Regions from separate parts of the Homo sapiens genome. Here region 2 is linked to region 1. Evidence: chromatin loops called from intact Hi-C (ENCODE). Cell type or tissue: Caco-2. All regions are shown on one strand. Links, peaks and the distances in the headings refer to the core of each region. The heading gives the core; the rest is flanking DNA.

Region 1 (8,341 bases), core at 78-8,077:
CCTACATATGTGCATGTAAAAGGCATGACAATAACGGCACAAAGGCTGGGACATGGGAAGGGAAGTGTGTGTACTGTTATAAGGTTATTACACTATACTCAAAGGGATATTATATTATTCGAAGGTAGTCTCAGATAAGTTAAGTAGTCATATTGCAAACCCGAGAAAAACATTAAAACCAAAACAAATATGTATAGTTAAAACACCAACAGTGGAGATAAAATGGATTACTAAAAATTACTCTGCTCTAAAAAATGCAGGAAAAGATGGGGACAGGAAGAAACAAAGAACAGATGGAAGAAATAGAAGACAAACAGCCAGATGATAGATTTCAACTCTACCATATAGATAATCAAATGTAAATAGTTTAAATACTCCAGGTAGAAGGCAGAGATTGTTAGAATAAATAAAAAAATAGCATCCAAATATATTCTGTTTATAAGAAACCCACTTACATGTACAAAAAGACAGGTTAAGAGAAAAATGATGGGGAAAAAAACACTAAACCAAAGAAAGCTTGTCTGGCTAAATTAATGTCAGACAAAGTAGATTTTAAAACAAAAACCAGAGATAAAAAGGCAAACTTCATAATGATAAAAGGGTCACAACATCAGGAAGAGTTAAGAATCCTGGCAGGGCACGGTGGCTCATGCCTGTAATCCCAGCACTTTGGGAGGCCAAGGTGAACAGATCACCTGAGGTCAGGAGTTCAAGACCAGCCTGGCCAACATGGTGAAATCCTTTCTCTACTAAAAATACAAAAATTAGCTGGGCGTGGTGGTGCACATGTGTAATCCCAGCTATTTGAGAGGCTGAGGCAAGAGAATCACTTGAACCCGGGAGGCGGAGCTTGCAGGGAGCCAAGATCGCACCACCGCACTACAGCCTGGGAGACAGTTCAAGACTCCATCTCAAAAAATAATAATAATAATAATACAGAAGACTTGAACAACACTGTGAACCAAGTTAGGCTAACTGACATCTGCAGAATACTTCATTGACTATAAGCAACACATTCTTTTCAAGCACATATAGAACATTCACCAAAATAGTCCATATTTTGGGTCATTAAAAAAGTCTAAATAAATTTAAAATAATTGAAATTATACAAATTATGTTCTCTCTCTGCAAAGGAATTAAATTATAAATCAAAAACATAAAGATGTATCTGGAAAAATCATCAGAGATTTGGAAATTAAACAACACACATCTAGACAGACTAGAGGTCAGGGAAGAATTTACAAGAAAAAAAGGACATATTTTGATGCAGGTAAAGCAATATATTGAAGAAAATTTTACGATCTTAAATGCTTATATTTGAAAAAAAGAAAAGTTTAATCAATTTCCCAAGATTCTACCTTAAGACACTAGAAAAAGAAAGGCAAATTAAACCCAAAATAAATAGAATGAGAATAATATAATAACCAACAGCAGAAATCAAATATATTATGCTAAGTAAAATAAATTAGACACAAAAATTATATATACTATATCATTCCATTTATACAAAATACAGTAAAGGGCAAAAAAGAAAAAAAAAAGGGTACTGACCTGAAGTAAATGAGTGGTTGTCACAAGCTGGGGTCTGAGAGAGCTGATTGCAAAGGGGCATAAAGGGGCTTCGTGTAGTGATGGGAACGTTGTATATTACAGTGGTGGTGATCCAACTGTATAACTTTGTCAAAGCTCAGCAAAATGTATACTTAAAATGGGAGAATTTTAATGTTGTAAATTATATCTCAATAAAACTGATTCTTAAAGACATATTCTAAGGACAAAAAAAAAAAAACTCACACTCATATAATGTGCTCTTAGTGCAAATGAGACAATATCATCTATTAATAGTAATGCATCACACACCTTCCAGAGGTGGGAAGAGGGAAGAGACTGATCAGTAGAGTCTGAGAATCCCCTGGAAGTAGGTTTGGCACAGAGCAGAGTTCCTGCTTGCTTTGGATTCAGGGAGAAGTCAGTCATTTATTTCTGCTCAGCAAATTAGCAGAGGGCTGGCCTCAGTTGTGGCAGGAAACTGAAATTGAACAGGAAGACGCTAAAGGACATGTCCAGTTTGAAAAAGTAAAAATAAAAATGTTTAGTTGGCATCTATATTTAAGGAAAAAAATCCAAGAAATTTCTACCAGGTGGTAGAAAGTATGACAAAATTTAGAGGCTGCCTGGTCATGATTTGCAGAAGATGAAAGAGAACAAAATTCTGCACGGCGGATCAGGCCTGGAAAGTCAGTGGAGGCTAGGGTTTACTTTCCCCAGCATCAGAAATCTGTGGTTTCAAACTCACTGGGTTTTACTTTTGTTTTCTTAGCTTTTAGATAAGCCTCCTTTAGAAATTCTAGCCTGTCTTAGGGAAGAGGAGGAAAAGGAGAAATGTAAAGGAGGTTTTATCTATATTTGGACTGTCTATCAGGAGAATGTGTGGCCCTCAGGAGACAGGCCAAGCCCAGAGGCTCCTGTGTGCAAAGGCTAAGAGCCCCACAGTTGAATAAACGCTCCAGAAACACCATTTGCTGACAGAGCTTGTTTTCTTCACGACATTTCCTTTCTGCTTTCTTCAAGTGCTTTGTATTCTGCTTATTTGGATACTGCTAGAAAGTGAACACATCAGCCAGGCACAGTAGCTCACGCCTGTGATCGATCCTAGCACTTTGGGAGGCCAAGGTGGGCAGATCATGAGGTCAGAAGATTGAGATCATCCTGGCCAACATGGTGAAACCCCATCTCTACTAAAAATACAAAAATTAGTGGTGGCATGCACCTGTAATCCCAGCTACTCGGGAGGCTGAGGCAGGAGAATCACTTGAACCCAGGAGGCGGAGGTTGCCGTGAGCCGAGATCTTGCCATTGCACTCCAGCCTGGCAACAGAGTGAGGCTCTGTCTCAAAAACAAAAGCAAAAACAAAAAAAAAGAAAGTGACCACATCAGGGTAAAGCCACCACCAATGGCATGGTTACTGTCAAAACAGTTGTTATAACTGAACTGTGTTCCCCCTTCCAAATTCTTATGTCCTAACCCCCAGTACCTTAGAATGTAAATGTGGAAATAGCACTGTTGCAGATGTAATTAGTTAAGATGAGGCCAGACTGCGGTGGGGCAGGCCCCTAATCCAATATGACCGATATCTTTATAAAAAGGGGAAATTTGGAAGCAGACACCCACACAAGGAGAACACGTGAAGATGAAGGCAGAGATCGGGTGATGCAGTGGAAGCCAAGAAATACCAAAGACTACAGAGAGCCATGGGAGGGTAGGAGAGCAGCATGAACAGATTATCCCTCCAGCCCTCAGAGAAACCATCCTTGCCCATATTTTGATGTAGGACTTCTAGCTCCCAGAACCGTGGGACACTACTTTTCTGTGTTTAGGCCACCCAGTCTGTGGTGCTTTGTTACGGCAGCCCTAACAAATGAATACAAACTCTTCCATGTCTTCATGCCCAGAGATTGAAGGGACTGATCCTGAGCAACCTGGGAGGTACAATATGAGATCCAGCAACTCCTTTCCTGCTAATTTAACCTGAATGGAGATCTCAAGAGCCCCTGAGAATCCAGTATTCACAATGGTAGAGAAAATAAAATCAAGTGGATGCAGAATAAAAATCTTCTAAATTTACCTTCTTACTAAAGTCCAGTTATCCTGCTTTTAAAAAACTAGTTAATCATGGGACTAGTTTCTGTCAGAGGTTGAGGGGATGGAGAACAAACAGAATTAGAATAATAGTAGAGTCAGCATAATTAAGAAATAAAAACCATGCTTTATAAAGAATTAAGACTGTCCTTTTCTCTTGCAGGTTTACTTTCTGTATATCCTTCTATGTAGAAATAGTGTACTGTATCATGTTTAAATGTGTTGGTTTTTTTTGTTGTTGTTGTTTCTTAAGAGACAAAGTCTTGCTATGTCACCCAGGCTGGAATGTTGTGGTACAATCAAAGCTCATTGTAGCCTCAAACTCCTGGGCTCAAGCAATCCGCCCACCTCCGTCTCCTGAGTACCCAGGGCTACAGGCACTTACCACTGTGCTGGCTAATTTTTTTTTTTCTTCTTAAAGATTGGGTCTTGCTATCTTGCCCAGGCTGGTGTGGAACTCCTGGTCTCAAGTGATCTTCCTGTCTCAGCCTCTCAAAGTGCTGGGATTATAGGTGTGAGCTACCATGCCTGGCCATGTTGAATTTTAGCTGGGAAACAGTGGAAACATCTGCTGCTTATTATTTACCTGTGACCTGACTACACATTCCAGAGCCTTCTGAAATAGAGAATCTCACTAACTCCAAATATTAGTCTAGGCCTCCTGCTCTACCCTTTGTAAACAATGAAGAAGTGAGCACCAACAGGCAGATGTTTGAAAAGGTGCCTCTTACCTCCATGCTTGTGCTGAATGCTCTAGTAACTTTTGCTTTGATGGTTATAACTTGTCCAACTCTAGGGAAAAACAAACAAAAAAACCTCAGTAGTTTTAGCACATTTCATTTCAGATAAGACTTAAAGATTACTTAAATGCATGCCATAAAGCAGTTCCACCTTATCATGCTGATAATTTTCATGCATGCGAAATTCAGGTTAATGATAATGGAAAAAGACAACACTTAAAAACAAAGGCCGATAACTGTAAACCACACTTATGGTGTTAGCGGACCACCAATATTTAAACAGAAAAGAGACTTTGCAGAGATAGTGTGCGACATGACTCCAAATCGGCAACACATACTGACTATACAGCAGCTGTTTCCCCAAGAGAAGTTAAGGAAAATACACCAGCAAATCTATACAGCTGGTATTTATTTTTGAATGTTAGTTAATACATAAATGGACAAATATACAAAAAGGCAAGCAAGCAAACTGATCAGCTTCAGTAGGTTTGTATGGGCCCTCAATGATGCTAGGTGGTCTACTCACTTCCTACTATTATTGAAACTTCGATCATGTAACCTGAAGTTGTTCCAAAACTTTTGTATTCAGGCCCTTCAGTCAGCTCTAATTCCTTCCCCTTAGCAGAAGGTAAGAGGTAACCCAATAGAAGCCCCCTGGATTTTTCTTCCTTAACTTCAATGTTAAACTGCATTTGCACCTTTCTCTTTGCTCTTCTGTTTCAGGGAAAGAGGGATCTCTTGAGACCTAATCTCTTTCTTTACCTGTGCCATTGGTCCCATCCTCCAGTGGCCCTGTCCCCTCCCTTGTTGGCTCTGCCTCATCAGCTCTGTTCTCTTTTCTGCCTTCAATCTCTGCCTCTTCCCTGAATCTCCATCAGTCTATGACAATGCTCAAAGCTTCTCCTTTCTAAAATTTTTCTCTCAAACCTATTCTATCTCAAGTTGCTTTTCTTTTCTTCAATTCAAACTTCCTAAAAACATCGTTTATTTTTCTGACTTATACATTTCACTAATGTTTACTGAGTTAATTGGCATTTTACTGAGTAGTCCTGGCATTAAGCCAGGTCTAAAGATACAGTGATGAATAAGACAAAACTACTGACTTCAAGGAGACCAATCTTTCCTTGGGATGCTGGGATGTAAATAGATAAAGCCCAAAAGATTACCAAGGAATTATTGATAATTCATTAACAATAAAAAATCCCTGTCATTAATTAAATGAAATTTAATGTTTCTCAGTGTGGCCATACTAATAACAATGACTACTCTCTACTGAATGTTGTGTGTAAATCAGGCACCATGGGATTTGCTGGCAAGATGGCCGAACAGGAGCAGCTCCAGTCTGCAGCTATCAGCGAGATCGATGCAGAAGGGGGGTGATTTTTCTGCATTTCCAAATGAGGTACCCAGTTCATCTCATTGAGACTGGTTGGACAGTGGGTGCAGCCCATGGAGGGTGAGCCGAAGCAAGGTGGGTCATCACCCTACCAGGGAAGTGCAAGGGGTCAGGGGATTTCCCTCCCCTAGCCAAGGGAAGCCATGAAGGACTGTGCTGTGAGGAATGGTGCACTCTGGCCCAGATACTGAGCTTTTCCCATGGTCTTTGCAACCCGCAGACCAGGAGATTCCCTCCGGTGCCTAGGCCATCAGGACCCTGGGTTTCAAGCACAAAACTGGGCGGCCATTTGGGGAGACACCGAGCTAGCTGCAGGAGTGTTTTTTTCATACCCCAGTGGTACCTGGAACACCAGCAAGACAAAACCATTCATTCCCCTGGAAAGGGGGCTGAAGCCAGGGAGCCGAGTGGTCTGGCTTGGCGGGTCCCACGCTCACGGAGCCCAGCAAGCCAAGATCCACTGGCTTGAAATTCTCGCTGCCAGCACAGCAGTCTGAGATCAAACTAGGATGCTCGAGCTTGGTGAGGGGAGGGGCGTCCACCATTGCTGAGGCTTGAGTAGGCAGTTTTACCCTTACAGTGTAAACAAAGCCACCAGGAAGTTCAAAGTGAGCAAAGCCCACCACAGCTCAGCAAGGCTGCTCTGGCCAGACTGCCTCTCTAGATTCCTCCTCTCTGGGCAGGGCATCTCTGAAAAAAAGGCAGCATCTCCCTGGGACAGAGCACATGGGGGAAGGGGTGGCTATGGGCGCAGCTTCAGCAGACTTAAATGTCCCTGCCTGATGGCTCTGAAGACAGCAGCAGATCTCCCAGCACAGCGTCCGAGCTCTGATAAGGGACTACACTGCCTCCTGAAGTGGGTCCCAGACCCCCGTGTATCCTGACTGGGAGACACCTCCCAGTAGGGGCCGACAGACACCTCATACAGGATAGCTCTGGCTGGCATCTGGCAGGTGCCCCTATGGGACAAAGCTTCCAGAGGAAGGAACAGGAGGGAATCTTTGCTGTTCTGCAGCCTCTGCTGGGAATACCTAGGCAAACAGGGTCTGGAGTGGGCCTCCAGCAAACTCCAGCAGACCTGCAGCAGATGGGCCTGACTGTTAGAAGGAAGACTAACAAACAGAAAGGAATAGCATCAACATCAACAAAAAGGACATCCACTCAGAGACCTCATCTGAAGGTCACCAGCATCAAAGACCAAAGGTAGATAAACCCATGAAGATGGGGAGAAAACAGCGCAAAAAGGCTGAAAATTCCAAAAACCAGAATGCCTCTTCTCCTTCAAAGGATCACAACTCCGTGCCAGGAAGGGAAAAAAACTGGATGGAGAATGAGTTTGATGAATTGACAGAAGAAGGCTTCAGAAGGTAGGTAATAACAAACTCCTCCAAGCTAAAGGAGCATGTTCTAACCCAATGAAAGGAAGCTAAGAACCTTGAAAAAAGGTTAGAGGAATTGCTAACTAGAATAACCAGTTTAGAGAGGAACATAAATGACCTGATGGAGCTGAAAAACACAGCACGAGAACTTCATGAAGCATAAACAAGTATCAATAGCTGAATCAATCAGGCAGAAGAAAGGATATCAGAGATTGAAGATCAACTTAATGAAATAAAGTGAGAAACAAGATAAGAGAGAAAAGAATGAAAATAAACAAACAAAGCCTCCAAGAAATATAGTACTATGTGAAAAGACTAAATCTACGTTGGTTTGGTATACTTGAAAGTGATGGGGAGAATGGAACCAAGTCGGAAAACACTCTTCAGGATATTATCCAGGAGAACTTCCCCAACCTAGCAAGACAGGCCAACACTCAAATTCAGGAAACACAGAGAATACCACAAAGGTACTTCTTGAGAAGAGCAACCCTAAGACACATAATTGTCAGATTCACCAAGGTTGAAATGAAGGAAAAAATGTTAAGGGCAGCCAGAGAGAAAGGTCAGGTTACCCACAAAGGGAAGCCCATCAGACTAACAGCGGATCTCTCTGCAGAAACCCTGCAAGCCAGAAGAGAGTGGCGGCCAATATTCAACATTCTTAAAGAAAAGAATTTTCAACCCGGAATTTCATATCCAGGCAAACTAAGCTTCATAAGCGAAGCAGAAATAAAATCCTTTACAGGCAGGCAAATGCTGAGAGACACTGTCACCCCCAGGGCTGCCTTACGAGAGCTCCTGAAGGAAGCACCAAACATGGAAAGGAACAACCGGTACCAGCCACTCCAAAAACATATCAAATTGTAAAGACCATTGACACTATGAGGAAACTGCATCAACTAACAGGCAAAAGAATCAGCTAGTATCATAATGACAGGATCAAATTCACACATAACAATATTAACCTTAAATGTAAACAGGCTAAATGCCCCAATTAAAAGACAGACTGGCAAATTGGATAGAGTCAAGACTTATCAGTGTGCTGTATTCAGGAGACCCATCTCCCGTGCAAAGACATACATAGGCTCAAAATAAAGGGATGGAGGAATATTTACCAAGCAAATGGAAAGAAAAAAAAAAAAGCAGGGGTTGCATCCTAGTTTCTGATAAAACAGACTTTAAACCA
Region 2 (8,341 bases), core at 316-8,315, 62 kb before region 1:
ACGTTATAGACCAGATGTGGTGGCCCATGCCCGTGATCCCAGCACTTTAGGAAGCTGAGGCGGGAGGATCACTTGAGCCCAGGAATTAAAGACGAGCCAGGGCCACATAGGGAGACGCCATGTCTACCAAAAAAAAAAAAAAAAATTAGCCAGGTGTGGTGGTACACACCTGTGATCCCAGCTACTACTGCCAGCTGAGGCAGGAGGATTGGGCCTGGGAGGTCGAGGCTACAGTGAACCATGTGATCAACCGCTGCATTTCAGTCTGGGTGACAAAACGAGAGTTCGTCCTCCAAAAAAACCAAAACCTATCCTCACCTTCCAATAGCCCCTTTTTCAAATTAGCATTGAGAAAATGTCAAAATTATGAAGAAGATGAAGTAGAACAGGTTAAATGTGTGTGGGTCCCTATTACTTGGAAAGGATGTTCTTTATCTATGAAATACTGAAGCACAGGAAAGAGATACATAGGAGTCATACTAGTTAGAGCAGAGTAATAGCAGAATTGAAAGTCCTTGAGACTCCCTAGTCATTGCTTCCTCCCTCCCCCATATTACATTCAGAAGAATGCTGGGGGCAGCAGGTTTCTTTCTCTAATGCCTAGCCCTAGATTTTAAAGTATGTCAGGCAAAGGGGATGAAATACTTGGTATAATTATTTCCCTTCTCTAAGTGAGTTTCCCAAGCCTCCTAGTACACCACTTCATAAGAATGAGGACTTGTTGCTAGTTATTATACTTTTATTTTTTATTAGTATTACTATATGTAGAGCACTGTTTGCACCATTGCAGGCTTAAAATGTTAACAGCCTCTATAAATGTGTCTTTTGGCTGTTTGCAAGATTAGTCTATGCATTGTTATATTTAAAGATAGTTATTTAGAGATAATACTGATGAAACATTCCTTATGGATAAATTTGAATAGAAAGGATAACATTTCTGTTGGTATCAGGATAGAGTTTTGTGTAAGTTAACGATTTTTAAATATTTTAAGTCATTTTAGTTTAGTTGACATAGGCGGTATGGTGAATCACATACCATTTGAAAACATTTACTGTTATGACCGCTTAAGAAAAGCATTATGTTTGTAATTAAGTGGGGAAGGATATTGTTTTTTAAAAAGGGGAGTGCTATATAAATAGTATATGGCTTGTTATGACCTGTTGTTAAATTTACTTCCTTGGTATTTTTTTAATACCTTATACTAAGCATCGGTCCTTAAATGCTAATAAAATGATATGCTATAGAAATTTACAATCAGTGCTTCACAATCCCATCTACATTAAACTTAAGGACCATTCAAAAATGTTGTATTAGGTGATGATTAGGTTTTAAAAGAGAAGGCAGTGAACTAAGGCAGTAGTCTCAGCTTAGTAGAGACCACCTTGACTTCACCAAGAAGCCAAGACTTCTTATGGTGGTGATGCAGGTTTTAGCAGTAGCTTTTCCTGCATTTGTATAATAAATACAGCTTCTTTTTTTTGGACCAGCTCATTCTAAATGTACAAGTTACTGAAGAATTTAAAGGGACTCATTCTTTTTCAATATTTTATTAAGTAGGAAAAAAAGGACAGTTGCAAAATAAATGTTTTATTTTGCTGGTTGAATTTGCTTTTTAAAAAAACCTGTGCTTATTTTGAAAAAACATAATTAAATGACTATTTATTATCCAAGAAATATGTATATCTTTTTCCAGTTTAAATAAAATAGTTTAAATATCTGCCATCTTTGATTATGGTTGATGTTCTCATTTATTGCAGCAAAAAAATTCTTCAAATTTCTGTAAACAACTAACCATTGCTCAGTTTTATGTTGGAGCCAAATAATTCATCTTGGAATAAATTATTCCTTTAAAATGTATTGTGCATATATTCTAAAAATGAAACCTATTTCTGAATATTAAAGAATGTGTATGGCTGGGTGTGGTGGCTCATGCCTGTAATCCCAGCACTTTGGGAGGCTGAGGCAGGTGCATCAGGAGATCGAGACCATCCTGGCCAACATGATGAAATCCCATCTCTACTAAAAAATACCAAAATTAGCTGGGCGTGGTGGTGCGTGCTTGTAATCCCAGCTACTTGGGAGGCTGAGGCAGGAGAATCATTTGAACCTGGGAGACGGAGGTTGCAGTGAGCCGAGATCACGCCACTGCACTCCAGCCTGGTGACAGCGAGATTCTGTCTCAAAAAACAAAAAAGTATTTAGGGTAAAAAACAAGGATATACTTTTTGCTATGAAATATATCTTATGGCCAGGCGTGGTGGCTCATGCCTGTAATCCCAGCACTTTGGGAGGCCGAGGCGGGTGGATCACCTGAGGTCAGGAGTTCGAGACCAGCCTGGCCAACATGGTGAAACCCCGTCTCCACTAAAAGTACAAAAATTAGCCAGGTGGTGGTACACACCTGTAATCCCAGCTACTTGGGAGGCTGAGGCAGGAGAATCACTTGAACCCAGGAGGCAAAGTTTTCAGTGAGCTGAGATTGGGCCACTGCACTCCAGCCTGGGTGATGGAGTAAGACTCCGTCTCAAAAAAAAAAAAAAAAAAAAAAAAAAAAATCTATCTATCTATCTATCTATCTATCTATCTATCTTATGGTTTGAATCATAATTTGAATGGAAATGTCTGACCCAAATTCATTCAATTATGTGAACTTTAAAAGAAATATTAATTTTTTAAAATTTTGAGTACATAATTATATACAAATACAAATTTTGAGTGACAGTTTTTATAGCCACTGTCCATTTCCTATAGAAAATGCCATTTTTCTACTGCAGACATTCCAGTTAATAAAATGAATAGTCCATATTTGCTCAATTCATTTAAGCAATTGCCGTCTACAAAGCCACATATATAACATTGTTCCTGAGATTTATGGATTTATTGATTGAGGTTTTCAAAAGCAATGAAACCCTCTGATGGAAAGGATATCTCGTTGTTTAGGAACGTATGAAAGCTTTTTTCTACAAATATTGAGATTTCAGAAAAATAGCTTAATAAGATGAGAAATGTTTTAAATATGTTTTTGATAACAAGAATTAATAAAGTCACTGGTATAGTTTTGCAGCGTGCCAACCTACGTTTTGTTTTCCTAGGTGTGTTTCCATTGTAGAAAACCTGGTCATGGAATTGCAGATTGCCCCGCCGCCCTTGAAAATCAAGACATGGGCACTGGGATATGTTACAGGTGTGGGTCCACAGAGCACGAAATAACCAAGTGTAAGGCTAAAGTAGACCCGGCTCTTGGTATGTGTTTCTTTCAGTTTTTTGTTTTGTTCATGGGGAAAGCCAATAAATAGCACCTTGGGTATTTTTTTAACACAATTTGTTACGAGTGTGCCACTTAGTATTTGGAAATCATATGAGATTAAATTTTAAGTTATGTAAATATATTTTTTATTCAGAGTATTTTAAAATAATGTTAATTTTATGACTTGCCATATGTATTGTCAACTGAATAGGAACTGTTGATTTTTACAGGCGAATTTCCTTTTGCAAAATGTTTTGTTTGTGGAGAAATGGGGCACCTGTCTAGATCTTGTCCTGATAATCCCAAAGGACTCTATGCTGATGGTAAGTACTGTTACCCTCATATAGCAGAAATGGTGAGTCATCGTGCAGTTGTGATTTAATTTACACTCAATCACAGTTCTTGAATAAATTCTTGAATAAATTGCAAAACCTTGAGAATTACATTATTTTTATCAAGTGCTATCATATGTACTAGGCTTTTTGTGCAATTTGACTTCAGATGTTAATAAAACAAATCAGAAAAAACTAAGGTGTATATTTCCAACTGTGCTTGCTTCATCATTTGTGAGACTATGTCATACATTTCTACTTTTAGACATAACAGAAGCAGAGAGATTATATCTCAAGCTAATATGAGGTTTTTAAAATCGTATTATATATTCAGCCTCAGCCAGCATATCATTTTGGTGGAGGGGTGGGTACAGATGATTCAATATTGTAGTAATGTTTGCTTCTGAATTTTTTTTCTTAGTTATTTGTCTGGTATGGGATCATGTAGCTTTTTTCTCTTTAACTCGGGTAATTAAGGTTCACACAGTAAAGTCTATGCGGTCTAAAGCTTTAAGGCGGAGGTTGTTATCTGTTAATGTGATGGCTGGTGCCATCAGGCTCTAGACGTTTCTTGTGTCATGTCCTGGGTTTCCCTCCTGGAGAAGTCCAGTGAAAAAGCATAGCTTTTGGAGTTGGTCAGACTTGGGTTACAGCGCCAGCACTGCCACTCACTAGCTGGGGGGCTTTGGCCAACTACCAAACTCTGATCTCCGTTTCCTCACCTATAGAGTGGAGATGATAAAACTATATTTTATTGATTCTAAGATGCACAGTTTTTCAATTTTAATCTCTTGGAAATCAGAATGTATCTTACCGTTGGTGGGTCCCATATAATTGACAGCTGTTTTTCTTTCTGAGAGGTATGTGCAATAATGATACATCTTATAATCAGTGGTGTCTTAGAGTTGATGAATTATGGTATTTGCCTAAAGAATTTTTATAAGGATTAAAATGTATTATTCAAGTGCTTCTCTTTCACTATGGCATATAAAGAGGCCAGGGCCTGGAAAATGCTCAGGTGCATTTCAGTTTTGAGCTTATAAAACTGGGTAGATAACATGACTAGTGAGCAAAAATGGCTTTCACTGGTCAACCAAAGTGACTAGCTGTAAAAAAAAAAAAAAAAAAAAAAATTAATGCAGCAAGGAGAGTAGATCCCATAGATGTGAAAATTTGGCCATATTTGCCTGTGTGTGCCTTGATTTTATACCTTGTAATCTTTTGTTTACAATAAGGGGCTTTCTGCGATTTGTTTTAATTTAGAACACTTTAGTAGCAATAGAAACACTGGATACATTTTTGTATGGTACATTTGATGTATATAGAATTAGTACTTTATTTTTAAGAGGTAAAGCATTATGTTGGGGGAAAAGTAGGGTGGGTTTCCACATTTGCATTTTTATGTTAAAAATAAAGTCAAGATTTGGGGGAAAAAAAAAAGAAAATTCAGCCAGATTTGTATCTGATTAGGTCATTTTTCTAAGTCACTTAACATTTCGAGCATGATCAAGATAATGCTTGACCATTAAGCAATAGTGTTTGATCATTAAGTGAAACACTTATTTTAGAAACCACATGTGTTGTAATTCACAATCCTGGAATGTTGTTTAAAGTAGGCAGGTGGGCATTTTTATAGGGTTAGGGTGCCTGGCCAGTGGAAGGCACTGAAACAAAAATTAACTTTATTTCTTTCATAAATGCTTACCCCCATCTGATCTGTACAGTAGAACAGTAGTTTCTAATCTGTTTTTGGGCCATTGACTGTTTGAGAATCTGACATGCTATTCAGGAAAGTGCATCTGCTTACATCTTTTGTTTACAGGTCCAAGGGTTCACAGACTCTTGATTGTCTAAGCATTGTTAAGATCCAGGCTTCTGTGCAATAGCTCTTGAACAAGTGCCTTCCATCATATCTCATTTCTTTTTCCTACTTCTCAAGGCCAGGTGCAAGAAGCAGTGGGTGGGTACAATTTAGTGCTCTGTGAGGTTAAAAGGAATGGAGAATGAATTAATAGGAATAGTGGCACCTCCCTATGATCCTGGTCTAGCTACCTTTACAACTGACAGGGTTGTGAGGATCCAGTAAGATGTGAAAGTGCTTTGAGATGTTAAAAACCCCTTGCAAGTATGAGATGGTATTCAGTGGCTTTGCTCTTTCAATAGGTGGCGGTTGCAAACTTTGTGGCTCTGTGGAACATTTAAAGAAAGATTGCCCTGAAAGTCAGAATTCAGGTGAGATCTCTGGGCCTCTACTTAGAAGGGGTGAGATTAGTATTCCTCTGCGTTTTATTCTGCACTTGTTATTAATAACTCAATTGGGATACTAATGATTTTAAGACAACCTGTTTTCCTACTGTAGCAATGACTTAATCTCTGTCAGCAATAGACACACATAGTATTGAGTAACTGAATAGTTGGGGGAAAAAAGTGACCAGTAAGCCTTAGGGGACCCTGACTTTATAAGACACCTGATTCATAAGCATTTATATTTGCTAACTAATGAATTTAATATAATAGAGCCAATTCTGTTACTTACAGAAAAATATGAATTCACTGAGAAAATAAAAAATATGAAATAACTTTCAATAGCCTTAATATTGAGTGTCCTTATGTATGCTTTGCTTTGTATGTACCTAAAAGATTCAGAGTTGATTGCAGAAACTACCAAAAATATTAAAAATGTGTTATCTACACAGTATCTGGCGATTTTCTTCCTGATGAAATACCAGCCTTATTCATCAAACACTTCAGAGATGTTCACTCTACCTATGGCAGACTTTTAAGGAAGTGGAGATCATTATTACATTAGTTTGCCTGGACTAGAATGATAATCCTATGTGAAGGAAAGCAAGAAGACAGTAGGATAGCCCAGCAGTGCTTCTTATGGAAAGAGCACTTTTTTTTATTTCACGTAGTCACAACACTACGCAAATAAGTCTGCTCATTCTTACTTCCTATCCCTAACATTTAAATTTGAAAACCAAGAGTTCTTATTTACAAGCTTGTCTAGAAGATAGTCTTTAGTACATTGTAGGCAGTGAGATTGAAATGATGAAGTGGAATTTGAATTCTCCCTCCTGGGAGGATTGCCACTTCCCAAATGACAAGACTGACAAGCAGATGTTGTATAATTTCACAGGTGGAATCTTGTGCATTTAAAACTGATGCTTCATAAGCCTTGCTGTTTACAGACTCTTGGAATTCATTGACTCTGTAATGATGAACTCTGGGAAAGAATGAAAGAGCTTTCTCATCAGTTCGTGCATTGCAAAGTAGTTGCTGCATTTCCCTAATTGGGATGAGAAATTGCCTGTGGTACTCTGAAATCAAGGGTTATAATCAATTACAGAATTGCTCACTTTCCTTTAGTGATGGAGTCTTCCCTCCTTGTGATTATTCATATCAAAATGAGTTCCTTTCCCAAACCAATAACAATCTGAGTGGATGCATTTGATTACTGTTTTTCTAACATTCTGATTTTTCTATTCCTTTACAGAGCGAATGGTCACAGTTGGTCGCTGGGCAAAGGGAATGAGTGCAGACTATGAAGAAATTTTGGATGTACCTAAACCGCAAAAACCCAAAACAAAAATACCTAAAGTTGTTAATTTTTGATAACAGCTAGCACTATCATGAGTTACTACCTCATTGTTACTTTCTAAACCAGGCCCGCTTCACGAGTTAGAGTTGAGCTCCCCTGTAGCCAGGACTATGCTGTAGATATCAGTATGATCTGGGTGTGGCCAAAAACAATTTTCTTTATTCTGTCTATCAAATAGTACTTCTACCACTGTTTGGAGAAAATTGAAGAAAAGAATAAGATGATTAAATGAATTCTCTAAAAGAACATATTTTAAGAGACAGAACTTAGACATAACCAAGTAGTTGTATACCTGATTGTAACAATCATCTTTTATAAAAGCAAAATTATGCATAAATGTAAAACACCCCTAAACAAAGGGAACAAATGAATTTTTGGTTATATTGTTTTCTTGGCTCAAAGTATCAATTTATTATTATAATAGAAATTTATAAGTTGCTAGAAAGTCTATATTTTTAAAGTACGGAATAAAAATATGTTTTCTATTAAGCAATAGAAATATTTTTGTGTATAATTTTTCTGAATACTTGATTCTCGATTGAAATATCCATTGTTCGTTAATATCCATGTAACAATCCCATTGGAAACAAGATTTTTTTTGAATCCTAGATGAGAATAAACAGGGATTTGGTTTTTGTTTTAGTTTTGACATAAAGGATTCCAAGTTACTGAAGTTAAAATTGAAATATCTCAGTTTAACAGCAGCTCTTTTTTGCCCTTGATTTTCAAGAGAGAACTTCTAGCCAAAATTCAGTTTTTGTTACTTAACCAGAATGATGGCAGATAACAGATGGTATAATAAACTTAATAGCATTTTGTTCTCATGTTTTAGATGAGTCAGAGTAAGATGGAAGTATCACCATAATAGAGTTAGAACACTAATCAGAGACCCATTAGCTTCTTTGTTTGATTTGATGAATTCATGCATACTTAATACATATATTTCACAAGGCTTAACACTACCATTGTACTGTATAATGGAATGACTCTAGTGGTTTTGTGTTTCATTTGAAATTTTACCTGATTGAATCCATTTGTAACTAAAGGAAACAGCTGTGATTAGTTACTGATGCCTCAAAAGCAAAATATTTACCAAATAAGAAAAGAAACACTTTTCTCTGTTTTCATCTCTGCACAACTCGACAGTTCTAGTCTTAATA

Evidence for each region. Peaks named below come from ENCODE experiments on the same cell type or tissue, not always from the same donor. Only the 100,000 strongest peaks of a DNase experiment are listed, where the experiment ranks them.
Region 2: a loop joins it to region 1, with 5 times the contacts of the local background. A loop is called at or near these places in 3 of 110 quality-filtered maps.

The regions. Positions count from the first base shown.
Region 1 is chr5:81,367,379-81,375,719 of GRCh38, forward strand. ACOT12 (acyl-CoA thioesterase 12) reads right to left here. Exons shown (of 15, transcript NM_130767.3): 3 at 4,372-4,432. Among named protein-coding and RNA genes, the nearest start is that of ACOT12, 23 kb to the right of the region's middle. In Caco-2, for the core only: no CTCF peak of the experiment used is centred there; DNase peaks (open chromatin) are centred at 2,463 and 4,343.
Region 2 is chr5:81,305,468-81,313,808 of GRCh38, forward strand. It overlaps ZCCHC9 (zinc finger CCHC-type containing 9), which reads left to right. Exons shown (of 6, transcript NM_001131035.2): 3 at 3,094-3,244; 4 at 3,479-3,571; 5 at 5,744-5,812; 6 at 7,077-7,830. The coding sequence ends at 7,195. It also overlaps a transcript of ACOT12 not described here. Among named protein-coding and RNA genes, the nearest start is that of ZCCHC9, 8.1 kb to the left of the region's middle. In Caco-2, for the core only: no CTCF peak of the experiment used is centred there; no DNase peak of the experiment used is centred there.